2 separate regions of the Homo sapiens genome follow, and region 1 is linked to region 2. Evidence: read pairs that join two places in POLR2A ChIA-PET (ENCODE). Cell type or tissue: MCF 10A. All regions are shown on one strand. Links, peaks and the distances in the headings refer to the core of each region. The heading gives the core; the rest is flanking DNA.

Region 1 (5,378 bases), core at 122-5,121, 180 kb before region 2:
CAAAAGTAACCTTTTCAAAGTCTGTGACTACTATCCAGACTGTCTTCTGCAGGCTCTAAGGTTCCACTGGGGCCAGCCAGACCCCACTCTTCTCCTCGCAGGCCTCCTCCAGCCCCATCCTGAATCGCAGGGGTGCGATCAAGACCCCTTTTTAGCTACACGCAGAAGTCTGGGTCCCAGATCCGGACTTACGTATTGCTGAATTTCAGAGGTAGTTGCTTCTGGGTCTTCTCCTCGTAACGCTTTGCTAAGAGGCTTAGGAATTCAGTTTTGAAGACAGATTCAAGCAAACTGTCATACTCTTGCTCATGGAGAATAAAAATGTCATCCTGCATAGTACTGTAAAGAGATTGGACAAACACACTTGGTGAAAGCTGTGCTTCTGTTTACTCTATTGTTTTTTTTTTCTTCCATTTTAAAAATCCTGCAAGATAGTGCTAAGATTTTACAGTCTTTCTTTCTATAAGTAATAATCTTTCAAACAAAACCAACAACAATGAATTACATAATGAAATTGCTGAAATCTGCTTTCAAAGAAGGTTTATAGTCCAACAAAAGCATGATCAAAGTACTTTTTCCACATGATTTTTACAATCAGGAACTTAAGGACAATTTAGCCCATATTAAAAAAAAATCCATTTTCAAGTCCAACTTGTGTTTTTAAGATCATAAAAATCCAGAAAGTTATGAATAGAATGCAGTTGAAAAGGGATGACTCTACATTTAAGTTCCAAGTTAGTATAATTTATGATATGGTTATAGCTATTGTAGTAAATTTGAACTTGAAGAATCATAAGCTCGGTTCTCAAGAGGGAAGCCAATATCCTGGACTTCAAGGTACTTATTAAGAACCTTCTGGCAAACAGTGCTCTGTGGACACTGTAGGCCAGGAGCTACTAGAACGTACAGACACATCCAAGTTCAGAAATGCGAAGGCCAGAATGGACAAACAGCAAACAAGCAAAAATCATCACCTTCAAGCTAATGAATTTTGTCAGACAAGGAAAGAACACACCTTTGCGGGAACTGCATGTTTGGACAGGGTGGGATTGTGGAGAAATTTATGCCTGGAGGGGAGCAGGTGTTACAAGCTATAGGGTGATGGCAGAGAGACGCTGAGGCAGACCCAGCTCCGAGGAAACGCTTGCTGGTCAGGGGAGGTTGATGAGACAAAGTTCCATCTTCAAGCCTGGCTAGGCTTGGTAGAAAGCAACAACATGTATGTAATTGAGAATTTGCATTCCCTGTTAGATTTATCACTCAGGTGAATGGGGCCACCACCCCAAAGACTATAATATATAAGTTTACGAGTATCTCCAAGTACCACTGCCAAATACCAAAGACAACCCTTTGAAGAATGAGATTTCGTTAGGGATTGTAAGCATTTTCCCAGGCATTAGAAACAAATTAGGCAAACCTGCTTCAGTGAATTGACCATGGTAACATTTTATTCTCTCCAAGTGCCACAGACACGGTTCTTTGTATATCCAGAGCCCTGCAGCATCACTCAGGAGCTCTGCTCTGCTCTCAGAGCACCTGGTGTCACTGCACCAGTGGGATTACTGTGGCTGTGACAAAGCCAGATGATGAGGCAAGGGGATCACAAGAGGACTGAGCTGTGGAGAATCTTTGAGACCCTGGATCCTTCTTCCATGTAAAATCTGATCCATTTAGAAGGAAACTCCTGTGGTATCCCTGTTCAGCCCCATTCACAGGTCAAGGTAGGGGTTGGGCCCTTCTTGGAATGACAGGGCTCCCTTGGGCAGAGAATCTTGGGGGACTATCTCAGGCTTGTCAGGAACCTTCTCTCCAGACTGAGACAGGGAGCTAGTGACCCAGAGGTGATGGAGCCAGTAGCTGTAGCCACAGCCTCTACCTTGGTCTGATGTTGAAACTCATTCACCAATGTGCTAGTATTAAGAAGTGTGGCCTTAAGGAGGTGATTAAGTTACAAGGAAGAGGTCCTCATGAATTGGATTAGTGACCTTACAGAAGAGGTATGACAGAGTGGTTTGCCCTTTCTGTCATTCTCCCATGTGAGGACACAACAAGAGGCGCCATCTATAAAGAAAAGACTGGGCCTTCACCAGACACCACATCTGCCTGCACCTTGACCTTGGACTTCCCGGTCTCTAGAACTGTAAAAATTAAATTCTTACTGTTTACATATTACCCACTTTCAGTCCTCCTACAGGAAAGGGGCTTGGTAATCCACAGGAGAAAAAGAGGTCGAAGGAACCACAGCACAATTGGATAGGAAGGCGTAGAATGGCAGTACGCGCAAACCATGGGGGTGGGGCGGGGCGGTGAATGGAGTTCACTGGAAGCAAGAGGCCAGTGTCAGGGGAAAGGAGCTTGGTCCTTTCATGGCCAGCTTACTGAAGAGCAGCCAAAGAGTTTCCCTTGGACGTAAAGTCAGAACCCTTTACAGTGTTTTTTGGACAAATAATAGCCATTTGGGTGGAACACTTGGTCATTATCATTACCTCAGATGTTTGTTTTCAGACATCCACACATCATAGCCATGCTTCTTGCCCACTCCTGTGATAGTTGGGATCAAGGATAAACCCTGACAAGCAGTGGTTTAAACAATAGACGGTTTTCATCTCCGTCACTCAACAGCTCATGCAAAGGCAATTCAGGGCCAACGTGCCAGTTCCATAGTGCCTGGGAACAAACACCTCCTACTTACCTTTAAAGGTACAGCCAGCAATCTAAAACCCCAAAAAGCACTTATGAAAAGCTGCTCAAAAGAGCTCTTCCAAGTCATTTTGAATTAATAAAGTCTAAGCCTCCTGGCACCCTAGCCCAGGTGTAAGAACCCGGCTGCATTAGGTAGAGTGCATGCAAAAGACCAGAGTAAAACAAGAAGCTCCACTTTTTGGCCTTTGGGGTGAGGAATGAAACGCCTTCCTGTTTTGGTTGTTTGCTCAAAGCTTTCTTTGGCATGTCTGGTCATGCCTGGTGGCCTGGCTGAACTGTGGCAGGATGGTGATTATTCAACAGGGCTAAATGAGCCCAACACAAGTCACCTTGAGTGGTTTAATGGGCTTAGATTTATTAGGAGTTTCATTACTATTATAACGAAAAAAGCAAGCAGGCCAAAACTTCAAGGTCAATTATCAGCATGAATCTAGAAATGAGAAGAGATGTGTTTGGACACTTTGACTTTAACCAACAACTCCAAAATCCCCTCCCTTCAATGATCCAGGCATTGGAGCTAGGCAGACCACCTTCACCCAGGCCAGGGTCTCAGCTCATTCTGCTCTCCTTAGCCCACGCTCCTGAACCTGAAAACAAAGCTTTCGTGTTTATTTATTCTAAAAAGTCAGACTTATCTTTGGACTTCACCCCTGACTTATTCCTATGCTGCAATTCCTTACAGATGTTTGACGCTGTAAGCTGTGTTGAAAGACCTCTTCCTAGTCTCTGGTTTGGATCTGCCCTTGTTTTTTTATTCCTCTGTCTTTGCGGCTTACTGTTGTATTGCTGAAAACACTAGAAAATCTGTTTTACTCTCTTCACCAATATATCTTTTCACAGAAATGTTAGTTACAAAACACCAAGGAAAGTCCTGAAGGAGTTTTGTTTTTTTTTTTTAAAGCTGAAAAGGCAATTTCCAAGGATAGCCCTGCCTTTATTTAAGCTTTTATAAAAGTCTTTCCTGATTATGAAATATATGCTGCTTTTAGGAAACTGGAAGATACGGAGGCGAATCAAGAAGAAAATAAACCTTGCCCAGAATTCTACCACTCAGAGAAACCAGTGGCACCAGTTTCAGAACCTTCTTAACTTCTCTGAGAAAGCCCGGACGCAGATGCAGGCCTCAGCAGTGACGTGTCCAGCTCAAAGAAGCTTCACCTGACCCGCAGATGCAAAGACCCACTCTCCTCTCTTGTGTCCCAGGAATATCCTTTAAATCACGCTGGGAACACTTATAGTAAGGCACATGTTTACTCAGCTGTCTGTTCCCCCTTCCAGAATGAGAGGAGCTTCCTGAGGCAGTGACTGTGCCTCATCCACCTTCGAATACCAGGGCTCAGCACCAGGTAGGTGCTCAATCCCATGATGTTGACAACTTCCAGGTTCCCAATGCTTACAGACCATAGCAAGTCAAGATGCCAGTAATGCTTCAGGTCAGCAGGACAGGCAGTGAAGCGGGCTGTTTTTATTGCCAGAAAGTTTAGGGGATTCAGGCAAGGAGACATTCTGGGCAAGAATGTTGTGACCAGGGAGCTGGAGCCTCTGTCTAAAAGCACCGTCTTACGGGTTGTTTTTCCAATTGGAGATAAGTACTGGAAAATCTATTAACCCAGACAGACAGCCACACAACTTTTGGTCTCATCCTTCTGGTGATCAGCCACCAGAATGAGAAGAAAAATGAGAAGCCTCATCAGAGACCCCCAAATAAGAGCTTCCATGGCACCGAACTCAACACCTACAATAGCAAAGCCAAGAACATGGGTCATTACACCTGTGGTCACCCTTCCTGCAATTGAGTTTTTCAAATAAGAGTGGGGCCAGGCCAGTACTTGAACAAGAAGCAACTCTGGGAGGATCCTTCAAAAACCCAGGCATGGCCTTCTGCCAGCAGCCACCATACACTCAGAAATCCCGTGTCTCAACTCTGTATTGGTGTGTCACCTCCTGACACTCTTCCCGAGTCTCCAATGAAGCCAGAAATGCAAGCGTCAGTGTTTCACTTTAATTTTTATTTATTTATTTATTTTGAGACGGAGTCTCGCTCTGTTGCCCAGGCTGGAGTGCAGTGGTGTGATCTTGGCTCACTGCACCCTCCGCCTCCTGGGCTCAAGCGATTCTCCTGCCGCAGCCTCCTAAGTAGCTGGGATTACAGGCACACACCACCATGCTCAACTAATTTTTTTGTATTTTTAGTAGAGAGGGGGTTTCATCATGTTGGCCAGGCTGGTCTTGAACGCCTGACCTCAAGCAATCGGCTCGCCTCGGCCTCCCAAAGTGCTGGGATTACAGGTGTGAGCCACCACACCCAGCCTAATTTTTATTTAAATAAGGATTTTTCCTGATCAAATTATCCTGGAGTCCCTTTGACAAACTATTGTCTTAATATCTCTCTGAGCTATTGGCCCTATTTCTACCTGTTGGGATCCTATTTTTTCTTGTAAATGAAAACTTCAAAAAAATTTTTAACCGTAACTCAACTAGACATATATCTGTATGTTTAGAAAAGATAAAGACTTCTAAAAATTTAACATCTACTGGAGGATTAGAAAAACATTTTATTATGGAAAATTCTAAATTGTAAACAAGTAGGATAGTAGGGCCAGGTGCAGTGGCTCATGCCTGTAATCCTAGCACTTTGGGAGGCGAGGTGGGTAGATCCCATGAGCCCAGGAATT
Region 2 (5,378 bases), core at 81-5,080:
AATGTGGTACTAGCAACTGGTTTAGGAATAAAGAAAAGGATCAAGGAAACAGAAGAGGCTAGAAACATATGATAGATATGAATTTAACATAAGATAAAGGTGGCACTTCACAACAGGAGACAAAGAATGCACCAGTGAATAAATTATTTTTAAGACCACTAACCATGCATTTGGAAAAAATTATACCCCTCACACCAGAAAAGTAAATTTCGGGTGACATAAGGAGCTAAAATTTAAAAATACAAAAAAGTTCTAGAGAAAATATGTATGTAATTACATAATTTGGGGTTAAGGAAGACAATCTAGGAAAAGAAAAACACCCTGCTGCTTATGATCCAAGACCCACGTCATTTTCAATTCCACACAGCTGTAAAGCAGCGGCTCTCCTATCAGTTTTTCCACTGGAATCACCTGGAACCCTGGTGAAAAACAGATTTTGAAGCCTCATCCCAAACCTGCTGAATCACCTCCTCAGGTGGTTTTGATGCCTCGCCATGTTTTGGAGGCCTCTGGTCTAGGGTCAATGCCACAGTGGGGAGGAGGTAAGAGAATGCAGGTGGTAAAACTACCATAGCCTTGACAGCGATGAAACCCCCCAGGTGCTAGTCACACAAAGGCTTACCTTTTGTAAAGTCCCCTGGGAACTAGTTTCCTATTTATTCAAGTCAGCTGTATTAAATAATACCCTCCCTAACCAAAAACGCCAAAACCACAAAACTTCCTAAGTTACATGGTGTGTTGCAGCATGGCAAAAATACATCCTGATCAGTTTGCATTTGGTGTTGCATCAAATTATGGCATAGCCCACAATGCTTAAACATCCATCAACAGTGGCTCTCAACCTAGGCTGCTTTTAGGAACCATCCAGGAAGCTTTGAAAAGTAATACAGTTGTGTCTGAATCCTTTTGGTCTAGGATGGTGCCCAAGGGTTGTCATTTTTAAAAAGCACTACGGGTGAATTTTAGCTGGATAAAGACCATTGGCTATATGTCAGAAACAACTTCTGCTCCTTGGAGTTCAATATCATTTTTTTTTTTTTTGAGATGGAGTCTCACTCTGTTGCCCAAGCTGGAGGGCAATGGCACGATCACAGTTCACTGCAACCTCCGGCTCCCAGGTTCAAGTGATTCTCCTGCCTCAGCCTCTCGAGCAGCTGGGATTACAGGCATGCGCCACCATGCCCGGCCAATTTTGTATTTTTAGTAGAGATGGGGTTTCACCATGTTGGTCAGGCTGGTTTCAAACTCCTGACCTCAGGTGATCCGCCCACCTAGGCCTCCCAAAGTGCTGGGATTATAGGCGTGAGCCACCGCACGCAGCCGAGTTCAATATCTTAATGAGACACAAAAGCTTAAAGGGTCTAACACAAGGCAGAACATGATGCATGAGGTAAGAACATTTCAAACTAGGTGCCATGGACATATGGAAGAGGAAGGTGACTATCTGGGAAGGCTTGGGGGTCCAGGGGAGGGAATTTTGTTGAGCCTAGATCTAGAAACTGATCTAAGACTTGGACATGATGGAAGGACACCCAGGCAAGGGGAAAAAAGGGGATCATTTGAAACCTTATTAATAGTAATTATTAATTAGTAATTATTTCATTTTCCTCCCATAACTTCCCATATAAACATCTTAGGTATATATGCATATGCCTCCTATATTTTTTCTATTTGCAATTATAATTTTCTAATGATTTTGTCATACTGCATATGAAATGGATATAATTATGTCTTTAGCTTCTAGACAAGGCTGTGATTCCTCTAGCTCAGGGTTAAGGCAGAAAAGGGTGTCTTTCCTCCACTCCCAGTAATGCACTATTAGCAATCTACCATATAAAAAAGGGTAAACTGAACCCACTCTATTCAGAAAATTTCAACTCACAAACCTTCTTTAAATTACCCAGCGAGTTAGGGAGGAGGATGATGAGAAATCATCCTCATCCTTGCCAAGAATTTTTTCAAATAAGCAAACTATCCTGCCCAAATTCAGTGAATGCATTACTAATTAATTTCGTTCTGTGATGTCTGTTCTACATGATGATGATATAACTTTCTGCAAAACAAAAACTGAGGCACTCTACATCTGCCATCCATCCCTCCCCAAACTAGGAGATATGAAAGTTTGAGGCTGAGCAGGTCAAGCAGGGATGTGTCTGTTTTCTTGAACCATTTCTAACCTTACTCAATTATTTCCAACTGAAGCATTTCCTTAACAGGCAACATGCAACTCTTTCAAAGACAATCTATTAAAAGACTGGAGAGAAATGATATCATTTCCCTAAAATTTAGTGAGCCAGGACTTGAACAGGTTTGTTAGAAAAACACTAATGCGGTAACTCTATTATTGCCTCTAACTTTAGGGCGATGTGGTAGTCAGAAAGGAGGGGTGGCTAGAACAGAGCCTCAGCCACAACCAGGTTGTGGTGCGTTACATAGTCCCAATGGTGGTATCTAAGGCATTTTATAATTTTCTTATTAATTGTCAATACATCACCACTTGAATGAAAAGAGAATGGAAGCTATTCTTACTTCATTTTTTAACAAATGAAACTGAAGTACAGTTAAGTAATTTGTTCTACTCAGTTCCAGGAAACAATGTGGGGAGGAGGGCCTCCTTCCCTGATCACCAGGCAGGCTCCTGCCTTTCCTCAGGGTGGAAGAGATCCACTGCTGCTGTCTGCTGACTCACCTTCACACTCCAGCTAGAGGATACACTGACTCACAGTTTCATTACCTTCTATTCACCATGACTGTAGTCGTAGACACTCAGAAATGGGAGTTCCAAGAACTGAGCAGGAGAAGGAAAAGAATGTAGATGAAATTGAAAAGGATAAAGGGTACAGCCTCTATCATTGAATAAACCAGAAAAGACACAGGAGAATGTAGTGTCTGCCCTCAGAGACTACATGCATTACTGAGAGGAAAGTGGGGAGAGGAGGCCTGATCCACAGCTAACCATAATTCCCCAATATGAACTGCCAGATAACCAGGGAATGTCGAGAGTGTACAGGAATGTGGGAAGGCCAAAGGGAAAGATGGTGAATTCTGAAAAATATAAAGAAATGTAAATTATCTCTGATCTCAAGAGGCTTACAGTCTACTTGGGCTGTAAGAGACTGTGTGAAAACAGATAACAATGCAAGATGACATAGTTTAGTCACAAATAAATAACTCTATGGTAAGGGCCACAATTTGGAGAAGGGAATGATCTCCACGAGTTAAATCAGAGGCTTCCAGGAAATGAGTCTTTATTTGTTGTTGTTGTTGTTTGTTTGGTTGGTTGGTTTTTTGTTTTTTGTCTTTTTTGAGACGGAGTCTCGCTCTGTCACCCAGGCTGGCGTGCAGTGGCGCGATCTCGGCTCAATGCAAGCTCCGCCTCCCAGGTTCACGCCATTCTCCAGCCTCAGCCTCCAGAGTAGCTGGGACTACAGGCGTCCACCACCACGCCCAGCTAATTTTTTTGTGTATTTTTAGTAGACACAGGGTTTCACCGTGTTAGCCAGGATGGTCTCGATCTCCCGACCTCGTGATCGGCCCACCTCGGCCTCCCAAAGTGCTGGGATTACAGGTGTGAGCCACCGCACCCGGCCTTACTTGGTTTTTTAAGGATTCAGATGAACAGGAAAAAAGGGAAGGGAAATCTAGTCACAGGAAATGGCCTGACCAAGGAGTGTATTCTAGGCAGACTATAAAACATAAACCTGAGAATAAGTTCATTCGTTCATTCAATCAATATTTAGTGAAAATCCACTGTGTACAAGCACTGTGCTAGGAGCTAATAGCAGGAACAAGGCATGTAGGCTGCCCTCACGGAATTTATTTGAGAAGGACTACTGGAAAATAGAGTTGGATAAATGCAACCAGTAATTGGTTTAATTTAGACCGTAATGCATTTTGGTCTTTAGACTGTTCCCAGTAGGAACTGAGAGTTTTTGAGGAAGAGTGACAGATGCAAAGCCGTGTTACTAGAAGATGATTGCGCTGATGCTATTTCTGTGAATTACCGGGGGATAAGAGTGAAGACCACTTAAGAAACGCTTATAATGTTCCCAGTGTAAGACAATGCACATCCAAACTAGGGTGGCCACTGTGAAAAGGAAGGGGGAGTCCTGTGAAGATATACTCACAGGACGTTGGAAATGGCAGGAGCAAGGCAGGGATGGGAACAACAGACAAAGACACTACTGTCTCCAGCATAGATGCCTGGGGGAATTCTAAAAGGAAAACCAGGTAGGAGTAAAAGGTAAGGTGCAGTTCTCCAGCGCCAGGACTGGAGTGTTCTGAAGGCTGGGCTCTTTTCAATGCCCTTCTCTATTTTCATGCTATTGATCGTCCCCATTCTGGATCTCTTTCTTCCTCTCTGGCCTGACAAAATCTGTTCTCACCCTCTTTAGGAGAAGGTTTGATAGACTAGTTCAGAGGGATCAGTAATGGGAGAAAGTATAGCATGGACAGCAGCCGTGGAAGAGGCACCCCGGGTTGATAGGTTTTCCAAGCATGCTGTCGGCAACAGCCTATTCTGTGCATCTCCTTAAGGATAGCTGGACTCCCTCCAGAATTGTCCAGGAGAAAAGTTTCCCTCGATTCCACTTGGAAGAATCGCTCTTTAATTTTTGGTTGAGCAGGATAATTAGAGATGATTGAGTCGCATATCTGAAAGCTTGGGATATTTGGCACGTCCCTAACCTTGGAAGATGATATCCTGGAGGGCGGCCATCACACTTCCTCTGGGGAAGTGTCCCTGTGCCGTAGTGCTTTGCAATCATCTAGAGACCTTGTTAAAACACAGATCTGCAATCAGGTGTGGGTGGGACCTGAAGTTCTGCATTTCTAATAATATCCCAGGGATGCCCACGCTATTAGTCCGTGGACCCACAACCTAAATACGCATGTGTCTAGAAGCAAACAGCTCCTCTTCTAAGCAGACCTTAGATTCAGATGACCAGGAGTTTAAATCCCCTCTCTGCCACTTTTCAGATGGGTAACCTTAAACACGGTACCTAACTCATTTTCCTCATCTGTAAACCAAGGAAAATACTAATATGTACTTTAAAGTAGATACAAATGCTGGATGATATAGAAGTGGTTTCTTAGTAATCGCTAGTTCCAATAGCAGATTCTCTTCTATTCAACAGTGTGTTAAACTGTTAAATTCACGGAAGCATACCCAGCCCCCCTCAAAGGCTCTAAGGTCTGCAGAAGGAATTACCAAGAAAGCAAAGCACAGAACTCCCTCAGAAACTGGAGGAGCCATTGAAAACTCTTTATCACCATGTAATCCTGTACAATCACAAGCACTTCCGAAAACAGCATTATCCTGTATTTGTCTGAGTGATTTATAACGTTAAGATCGACCACATGATTTCCTAGCTCTAAAT

Evidence for each region. ChIA-PET counts read pairs that join two places held together with the same protein. Peaks named below come from ENCODE experiments on the same cell type or tissue, not always from the same donor. Only the 100,000 strongest peaks of a DNase experiment are listed, where the experiment ranks them.
Region 1: POLR2A ChIA-PET joins it to region 2 with 5 read pairs; 2 of 35 experiments call an interaction of 5 or more read pairs at or near these places.

What each region holds. Positions count from the first base shown.
Region 1 is chr15:59,162,965-59,168,342 of GRCh38, forward strand. MYO1E (myosin IE) reads right to left here. Exons shown (of 28, transcript NM_004998.4): 23 at 193-339. Among named protein-coding and RNA genes, the nearest start is that of MIR2116, 5.6 kb to the right of the region's middle. RefSeq lists an enhancer at 2,948-2,997. In MCF 10A, for the core only: no CTCF peak of the experiment used is centred there; a DNase peak (open chromatin) is centred at 2,947.
Region 2 is chr15:59,347,609-59,352,986 of GRCh38, forward strand. The region is part of intron 1 of MYO1E (myosin IE); the gene reads right to left. Among named protein-coding and RNA genes, the nearest start is that of MYO1E, 23 kb to the right of the region's middle. In MCF 10A, for the core only: no CTCF peak of the experiment used is centred there; a DNase peak (open chromatin) is centred at 2,693.